2 separate regions of the Mus musculus genome follow, and region 2 is linked to region 1. Evidence: chromatin contacts called from ENCODE Hi-C or POLR2A ChIA-PET data. All regions are on one chromosome and are shown on one strand. The core of a region is the stretch at or near the end of the contact, and the rest is flanking DNA. Distances in the headings are between cores, read along the strand shown. Region 1 holds the start of Sik1 (salt inducible kinase 1). Region 2 has its middle 6.0 kb from the start of Gm41566.

Evidence for each region. Hi-C counts contacts between places; a loop is a spot of excess contacts on that map. ChIA-PET counts read pairs that join two places held with the same protein, here RNA polymerase II (POLR2A).
Region 2: a loop to region 1 is called in a map of gastrocnemius, with 2.3 times the contacts of the local background. The contact joins the enhancer-like site here to the promoter of Sik1 in region 1. A Hi-C loop is called at or near these places in 8 of 37 maps with a recorded cell type or tissue (gastrocnemius, heart and left cerebral cortex). POLR2A ChIA-PET finds 5 or more read pairs at or near these places in 2 of 5 experiments (Patski and embryonic stem cell).

Annotation. Positions count from the first base shown.
Region 1 is chr17:31,853,876-31,858,198 of GRCm38, reverse strand. Sik1 (salt inducible kinase 1) reads left to right here and starts at 2,395. Exons shown (of 14, transcript NM_010831.3): 1 at 2,395-2,527; 2 at 3,135-3,305; 3 at 3,875-3,991. The coding sequence starts at 3,150.
Region 2 is chr17:31,889,543-31,894,253 of GRCm38, reverse strand. No RefSeq gene overlaps it. Among named protein-coding and RNA genes, the nearest start is that of Gm41566, 6.0 kb to the left of the region's middle. Within about 2 kb of position 1,253, at least 2 of the 3 ENCODE cell types and tissues checked have a DNase peak (open chromatin) inside an H3K27ac peak, as active enhancers do; they include gastrocnemius and heart, where a contact is called at or near this core.

The DNA.
Region 1 (4,323 bases), core at 1,146-3,645:
GAACCACTTGGGGAAGACAGGATTTCAAGAGAGTGCCAGGTACCAGCCCCACTCTCTGCCTCTATGGACACAGCAAGCTCCTCCTCTAGGATCTGGGAGGAACAGATATGGTCACTGCTGGCACAGGACAGCTATTGGAAGCAGATGCTCAGGAGGGGCCAGACACTTGCCTGGATCCGGGTTTGCCTCCGGACAGCATCCTCCACTAGGTCTGGGCCCCAAGCTTTTTGTGTTGCCTTGAGGACATGACTGAGGTATGGTTGAGGGGAATTTTTTTGTTTTTGTTTTTATTGTAGTCATGAGGGAGAGAACCACCAGAGGCCTCTGGAAGGGTCCAGATGGAACATGGTCAGAACAATAGACTGGACCATGAGAGGAGAGAGACAAATGGGGAGCAAGAGGATAAAGAAGAGAGAGGGAGACAAAGAAGACCAAGATGACAAAGACCGAGAGGGGGCAGGGGAAGAGAGAGAAAGAGACCAAAGAAGAACCAAGAGAGTCAGTCCATGGCCAAAATGGTTAGCTTACATAAGAATAAGGCGGCTGAGAGGAGCCAGGCACTTTAGATGCTGAGACATACTAACGCAAGTGTCAGCCCTGACAGGTTAATAGGCACCTCAGCCATTTGTCCTTTGGAACCTCACACTGATGACATGCTTGCGAAGAACACCTCAGACCTTTTGGGAAGGCTCTGGCTAGACCGAGGCCAGTGGGTGGACAGGCTGGGAAAGGATGGGGGCCCATGAGGTAAGAACAAGGGGTTTCCTACCCTCTGTGCAGCTCTCCTGGGAACAGGGAGAGATGTTAGGACGCCCAGGGGTGAGGGGAACAGCAGTAAGCTGTTCAGATAGGAGAGACTAAATAACTGCCCCAAACCTTGATTTATGAACCTGGGACAAACCAGGGGGAGCATGTTGGAAGACTAAGGGGCCCTGAGATGGCTACTGTCCTTGAATGTCCTTCAAAACACACGGACCGGGAAAGGCAGGGCTGCAACTGGTACGATCCTTGTGGGAGTAATGTACAGTAGCAGTAGTACATGGCTGGCCCCTGCGAGCCCTATCTCAGGCCAGCCTACCACCCGCCTCTACCCAGGAAGTCTTCCTCCGTTGAGGAATGAATTCTGATGAATTCTGAATCAATTGTGATTAATCAATCCACCCGGTGCTAGTTTTTCTCTCACACAGGAAGCCACGAGGAAGAGAGACACAGAAGTTTAGCTCCAAACCGCCACCTTCCTAGCCTTTGGAGAATCGTCTGTCCCCTTTCTCGTCTGCCCTTAAGAACACATCTTACTTTCTGATGAGGTGTGAGGGAACACAAACAGAAGGAGTCACACACATGCCATTTCCACTCTCTCCACACTCCGTCTCCCCTTTAATGGGCCCTGCTTCCGGCAGGCACTCTCAGGGTCAGTTCCAAGGTCCCAGCCGCCCTGTGTCCTATCTGTTGTCTGGAAGCAGCTTGGGGACAGACAGGGTGGGCCAATTGGCAGACAGCAAGAAAATGGGCAAAGTGCCCAGTCCTCCAAGGGCCCCACCTATCAGCCCTGAGTAGTGGCTGGGTCCTTTTGCAGCCCGTGTCTAAAGCACGCGTCCTATTCAGCTGTCCCAGGACACCACTGCTGGACCAGGCGGCCCTTGAAGCAGGAGGCTTTGGGAAAATGAGTCGCGTTTTCCTGCTTTAACTTTCCAACTTGCTGAATATTTAGAGGTTTTCTCTCTCTCCTCTCTCCTCCCCCCCCCCCTCTCTCTTTCTATAACAAAAGTAAGTGGCGTTCAACTAACCAACACTTTCCTAGAGCCAGGCATTCTTGCAGCTGGCCGGCCCTCTCAGGGATGAAGTGAGGGTCAAGGGGCAGCCACTGCTGGCGGCACATCGAGTGCCCAGCATAGCAGACTGATCAGTCTAGGGCCATCAGCCCCAGAGTCCCACGCCGAAAATCCCGCAGCTCTATTCCACCCTGCTGAGTCCGAAGCGAGCACTGAGCACCCAAAGGGCACCGTACCCACCATGAAGCCCCTGGAAGTGGTCCTAAAGCAGGCTCGGTCTCCTAGTCGGGGGCGGGGGTGGGGTGGGGGGGTGGGCTACAGCAGTGTCGCCCATGCCCGGCAGGGGGCGCCAGCAGTCTCGGGCGGTTGCTGAGCCGGGCCCCTGACGTCACCGCCCGCGGTCGCCATGGCGACGGCCTCACCAGCGCGCGCGTCAGAGCCTCCAGTCTCTTGGCAACCGCCCGATCTCCGCTCCCCCTCGGCAGGCACCGGGCCGCGCGTCGCTCTGGCGTCAAAACGACGTCAATGGGCTGTGCCTGCCGCGGGGGGCGGGGCGAGGCGGGGCTTGTGCGGGGCGGGGCCGGGGCGGGGCGGGGCGTTGCCGCGTGCGGCCGGCGGCGGCGGGGCGCTGACATGCGGCGAGGCCCGGGCGGTGGCGGCAGCGTTGGCGGCGGCGGCGCGAACGGCGGGCACCGGAGCAGAGCTAGCAGCCGAGCGGGTGGCATCCCGGGTCGGGCTCACGGAGGGCGGCGGAGGTGAGCAATGGCGCGGGTTCGGGTCTCCGAAACCCGCAGGTGCGCGCCTGGGGTCGCGGGCAGGACTCCAGCCCGGCGGGCTCCCTATTGTTGCGGGTCGGCGCCCGGAGGCGGGTCTGCGAGCGCCCGGTTGTGGAGCCTGTCCTGAGGAGCCGAGCGTTGGCACTGGTGGACGGGAGCGCGGTGAAAACCCGGGACCGTAGGGTGTCCAGGAGCTGGCTTGGGGTCGACTGCGGGTGGACTGCTGGCGCGCGCGCCCGGCCGGGACCGGAGGTCGGGGGGCGCGTGCGTGGGGGCTCGCACTGAGGGAACCTGGGATCGAGGGGGCGCGCGCGTGGGGGCGCAGGCTGGGGGTTCGGGATAGAGGAGTGTGTGCGTGGGGACTTTAGCCGAGGAGATACTGTATCAAGGAATGAGCGAGTGGGGGTGTGAGCTGCGAACCTGGGTCGGGGCCACACTAGGAGCCTGGGGCTGGAGGAACAGAGGGTTGAGGACGCACGCGTGGTGGCCTGGCGGACACAGTTTCAGTGGCCGGGTTTGGCGGGGAATGGGATCGGGACCGAGCCGGAGTCGGTCGGTGCTGAGCGCACTCCTCGCTGACCCGCAGGTGCGGCCCGAAGCCATGGTGATCATGTCGGAGTTCAGTGCGGTCCCCTCAGGCACTGGCCAGGGCCAGCAGAAGCCCCTCCGGGTGGGCTTTTACGACGTGGAACGGACCCTGGGCAAAGGCAATTTTGCAGTGGTTAAGCTGGCGCGGCACCGAGTCACCAAAACGCAGGTGCGCGCGCGTGTTGTGTGTGTGTGTGGGGGGGGGACTAAACCAGGGGGTGGATCCAGCCAGGGGGTGGCCCCCTGTGCTGATTCAGTCCTGTGGAGTTGATTGTCACAATTGTAAACGATGACATTGTTTAGTCTGGTAAAGGGGGAAAAAAGCTTTGTATTATGCTTCTACATAATTTGTACAATTACTAGGGAAGAGCAAAGATAATAATGACCAGCAACCGCCCCCTTCCGAGAGAGAGAGAGAGAGAGAGAGAGAGAGAGAGAGAGAGAGAGAGAGAGAGAGAGAGAGAGAGGGAGAGAGAGAGAGAAATAGAGAGGGGGGAACACAACAGAAGTGAGCAGCTCCTTGTAATAAAGCTAGCTGAAAAATACAGAGGCTTTAATTTAACTTCTATCCCTTTAAAAAATGTTAGTGGCTTCTTTTAATTTTTTCCCCCAACTTCTTGTGACCTCTTGAAGACATCAAATGTTTGAGAAATTCATTTGTCCAAAAAAAAAGTACAAATGAAGTAATGAGGTTACTTGAAGTTTTTCCCCCCCTTTTTTTCTTTTTAAAATCTGTAGGTTGCAATAAAAATAATTGACAAGACACGGTTAGATTCTAGCAATCTGGAGAAGATCTACCGGGAGGTCCAGCTCATGAAACTTTTGAACCACCCAAATATCATCAAGCTTTATCAGGTGAGCCGAAGGACCCTCGCCGCACCGTGAGCACATCCATCCTTCCACATGTCACACCCTGAGCCTTCTTGGGTCCCTGAAGGTAGTCAGCGTTTCTAAGGCTGTGTGGGAACTGAACACAGAGTACAAAGTAACTAGGTTGACCTTCACTGGGCTCTGCAGCTTTATTGACTGTTAGTCTCTTGCTCTGGGTTCTACTTGATTTTTGCCTCGTTCCAATTTTATCTAGTATTGTAATGTGTTCCAGTTTTGCACATGTTGAAGTCCGTTGTTGAAGTCCTGTCACTGTGAGGATAGCCATATGTATGTACGGTCAGGCTTGAGTGAAGGAC
Region 2 (4,711 bases), core at 4-2,503, 37 kb before region 1:
TTCTCTCTTCCTTCCTTTTCTTTCTTTCTTTCTTTCTTTCTTTCTTTCTTTCTTTCTTTCTTTCTTTCTTTCTTTCTTCCTTCCTTCCTTCCTTCCTTCCTTCCTTTCTTTCTTTCTTTTTTGTTTTTTTACATTCTGTCTCTAGTTTCCCCCCTCCGCCCAGTCCCCCCCCCCCAGTCTCTCTCCTGCTCCCAACAATGCACTCCTCCTCCCTCTCTGGAAAAGGGTAGGCCTCCCTTGGATATTGATCAACCCTGGCATATCAAGTGCCTAGTCTTAACTGAAACTTAGGTTTTGTTTCTTTGTATTTTAATGGCCGACATAGGATTCCGTTCTGCCTACTGCAAGAGGTGTCCCTGCTGCTGGAGAGCAACAGAAGAAGTCACAGAGGCTAGTTTTTACCAGGGTGGGGGTAGGGTGGCTTCTAGGGTTACATGCCACTCCTGTGTCCCCTGTCACTAAGAAATTTTCAAATGGCTGGTTGGGAGGACATCAAAGCATAACCTGAGGGCAGGGCCTCGGTGGGTTCTCAGCTGGCCCTTCACCAGCAACAGGCCAGGCCTGTCTACAAGGGACAACAAGCAGGTTCATTTCACTGAGTCCAAGAGGACCATAAACCTTGCTGGGGAGGAGCATGCCTGTGGCATCCTTCCCTCCAGTGGTCCAGGAGGAAGTGTGGCCGATGTCCTGAGATGCCCCTGAGTTTCTTCCTCTCGATACTTAGAAAAGCACCAGCTCCCCACTGACTTGGCTCATGGGGGACCTGACTGCTTGTTTCCTATAAAGTCCATTCTTTTCAATGCTGTCTGAGAGAAGCCAGTGAAATGAATTATGAGAGAAATGGATTTAGGGATGTGTGCATGTTGTGTTTGTGTTTCTGTCTGTCTGTCTGTCTAGAAAAATGAGTTACTAAGAAAGACGAGGCTTGAGCGTGCAATGGAGGCCGTTACCCCAGTTATCAAGGGGAGCAGCTCATCACTGTTCACTCACGCTGTAGGCACCTCTGACTCCCGACATGTCTGCAGGACATAGTGTCACCACCATGGACAGGTCACAGCCTTTGCCACCTAGGGCAGGAGCTCTGGTGGGCAGATGTAGTGGATGCCTCACCTCAACCATAGATCTCCTGGCCTTAGCCAGCTGGCAGTCCCCTGTGGTGGCATCCACTAAGAATGCCAGCGCCACAGCATGATGGGAGGGCTGGCCGGGGAGCCTTAGTCATCAGCGCGCTAGTGAATCATGTTCTGGCACCTCCAGGCTAAGTGGTGATCTGTCAAGGCAGCTGGAGACAGGCCCCAGCTGGCAGGCTGCCCCAGGCACAGCCTGGAGTCAGGGAGGCGAGGAGGCCCCAGGGGTGCCTCCGGATAAGGCCAAGAGATGGTCAGGTTTCAGGGTCGTCCTGAGAGCCCAGAGCGCTGTTGTTAATCCAGACTCTGATGAGAGAAAGCGTCCCACATCTGCAGGGCACACAGGACAGGACTCCGAAAGCTGCCCACACCCCACAGAGCTGTTTAAAGGGGAAAAAGTCCTTGTCCTTGGCCTGATGTTGAGTCTCCTCTTCTAACCCCCCCTCCTCCTCCCTCTCCTCCTCCCTCCTCCATCTCCTCTTCCTTTCTCCTCCTCCTTCTCCTCCTCCTCTTTCTTCTCTTCCTTCCTCTCCTCTTCCCTCTCCTCCTCTCTCTTCCCCCTCCTCCCTCTCTTCCTCCCTCTCCTCCTCCCTCCTCCATCTCCTCTTCCTTCCTCCTCCTCCTTCTCCTCCTCCTCTTTCTTCTCTTCCTTCCTCTCCTCTTCTCTCTCCTCCTCACTCTCCTTCTCCCTCTCCTTCTCCCCCCCCTCCCCCCCCACTCTTCCTATTTTCTTTTTGTTTCATTGGAAAATGAAAGACTATATTTTCTTAGAGCAGTTTTAGTTTTACAGAAAAATTGACAAAAGTACAAAAAAGACTCACATGACCCCTCCAGCTCCCTCCCCATGGGGACTCCCTATGATGCTGTCTTGTATTGGAAGGGGACACAGGCACATGGATGAGTTGGATATTCTAGGCATTTAGAGAAATGTAGAGCTGTGAGTGTCCCAGGTGACAGTGTCTGCAGAGTCCCCGCTCCTCCTGGCTCAGCTTTCTTCCTCTCTCCACTCATGTCTCCTCACCACCCACCCCTGCCCTGCATCCCAGACAACCACTGACAGTTTACTGTCTGCCTGATCTGCCTTTTCCAGATGGCCTGTGGTTACAATCTCATAGTGTACAGCCTGCCTGGCTCTTTTCAAATGACAGTGTGCGGAATCCTAAAGACATTCGGGGTGTGTCAGCATCTCTGCTTCTCTGGAGTTTTATTCTCTAGAGCGGGAGTGTATACAGCCAGTCTTGTTTTCTCTTTGGCTTCCTTGACTCCATCTGAGAGCCCAAGGCTGGGCCACTGTGACTCCTGAGACTGCAAGGAGACAAAGGAGACTGCCTCAGAAAGCTGTTTAGATAGGCAAGGAAAGGGAGCAAGGCTCCAGCCCTCAGCTCCTCCAGGCTCTCAGTTCCTCTATCTAGGCTGTGTTGTGTTAGTGAGCTCACAAATGTGTGCAATGCACATGTGCCAACTGAGTGTGTTGTTAGGAGTGTTTCAAATGTGAGTAAGGATGTGTCTTAGGTGCACATATACATCCGTGCACACATATGGGTGCGCGCGCGCGCGCACACACACACACACACACACACACACACACACACACACACACAGAGTCCATGTGTTTGTGGTGGGATAGAGGTTTCCCAGGTGCTGGGAGGGCAAGCTCCATCACCTTGCTGCCATGTGGTTGAAAAGTGAACTCTCCAGAAGAGTTCCATGGTGCAGGTGGTAGTAGGGGTCACAACAGATAGAGTTATGCCCCCTCGCCCCCTCGCCCCCTCGCCCCCCTCACCAGGGTGTGGTTATTTGGCTTGGGCTGTTGTTTCCTGGACACGGGGGGGGGGGGGGAGGAGGACATGCTTGTGTTGGGCTAGGGTACTGACCCCCACAGTAGAATCACTAAATGCCTGACAAGGTTTCTGTGGTGGACAAAGGCTGACCAAGGGCCTTCTGGCAGCAAAGCACTCACCTGATACCTGAAGGCAGAGCTGCTGCTGGCATGGACTTGGGGAAGGGCATGGTGGTACTGGGGCTCTTGGGAACCCCAAAGGGTCTGTGAGTTTAACAGCCATTTCCCAGGCAGGCTGGCGGGACTGCTCTGCTACACCGACATGCCTTGAGTTGTGGGGAAAAAAAACCTGGAGGCTAGGGAGGTGGAGGCATCGGTTCAGCCCCCCAGGAACATAGCCATCAATAATTCAGTGTTTCAAAACTTCAGAAATCTTCAGCTTCCACCCCCCTCCCTTCTTCTTTTGATTCAGGGTCTTAATGAAAGTCCAAGCATTCCAAGGATAGTTTAATATTTAAACAGTTGTCTTCACTCTGAAGGTCAGCCCAGCATGTGGGGTGTGAGGCCGAGCCAGGGTTGGAGGAGGTGGAGGAAGGAGACAGGTGGGGGAGGGCTTGGGGCTTGGGGCTTGGGGCTGGAGGCTGGAGGAGGGATGTGGGTACAGTGATAGGGAGGGATGTAGATGGTCTCTACTCCACCTTGACTGGCCCAAGGCCAGAGCCTTTTCTACCACAGGTTCCTAGATGTGTCAATTGTCAAATGTTCCTAGAAGTGTTTTCATGATCACTGGGCCCCCAGGCTCCCACCTGCTTCTAGGCCTTAAGCTCAAGGTATCCTTGCATTCTGGCTTCACATGGGGCCTCCCTGCTGGGTGTAGATACCTCGGCTAGGGTGGTCCCCTGAAGGAGCCTGGAGGGCAGGGCTCCTCCATCTCAGAGGGTGCTGCCTGCCTGCCTGCTTGCTCAAGGCTGGGGCTTTGTAATCTGTCCCTCAAAGCAGAGCCCTTTGGGACAGACATGACAGCCACACCAGGGCTAACCCCGAGGACTGTCCTGGGTGAGTGGGGATTGGGGAGGAGCAGCTCTGGGGGACACCTCCTGTGTTTGTAACCCTAGAGTTCAACTGCTTACTGCGTTAGGTTCCTCTCCTGAAAGAAGGCGATGAACTGATGTCTAAGTGGAAGGGGCTTTATTTATTTGACCCAAGGGAGGTTTAAAAAGGCAAATACAGCCACAGGCTGAAGCAGGGCTCACTCATAGGAGAGAGCAACTCCAGAGACAGCCCAGGCCAGGCAAAAGGGAGGCTGTCCTCCTTCAGGGTCTCTGGGACGTTGGAATGTGGCAGGCGATGGATCACAGCTGATCCTGAGGCTGTGTGATCAGGCCATGTTTGACCATTTATGGTGCCCACAATCCAGAGTCCCCAAATAGAAAAGCACCCAGACCCCCAAGCCACATGCGAATGATAAGCCTGGCGCCTTGACTGTCAGTGTGCCCAGACCTGGGCTTGCGTGCTGCCTCTGTAGCTGATGTGTAGACCGGGAGCAGTGGTTTGCTCTCAGCAGGGTTTGTGGTGAGCTGGTGCTGCTTCAGTGTCCCCTGGGCATCTCTGTGGACTGGGTACTGCTGGGCACTGGTATGCACCCTGGGTCACCCCTGAGCCCAGCAGCTTCTCAGGAACCCTACCTAGGGCAGCTCTGCTGCTCAAGTGCCAATCACTCAGCATTGCCCTGCCCCCAGCCGGCCCTCTGGGAGACGCCCAGCTCTCACTAGCACCTTGCACTGGAGGCTCTTTTCCTGCCCCA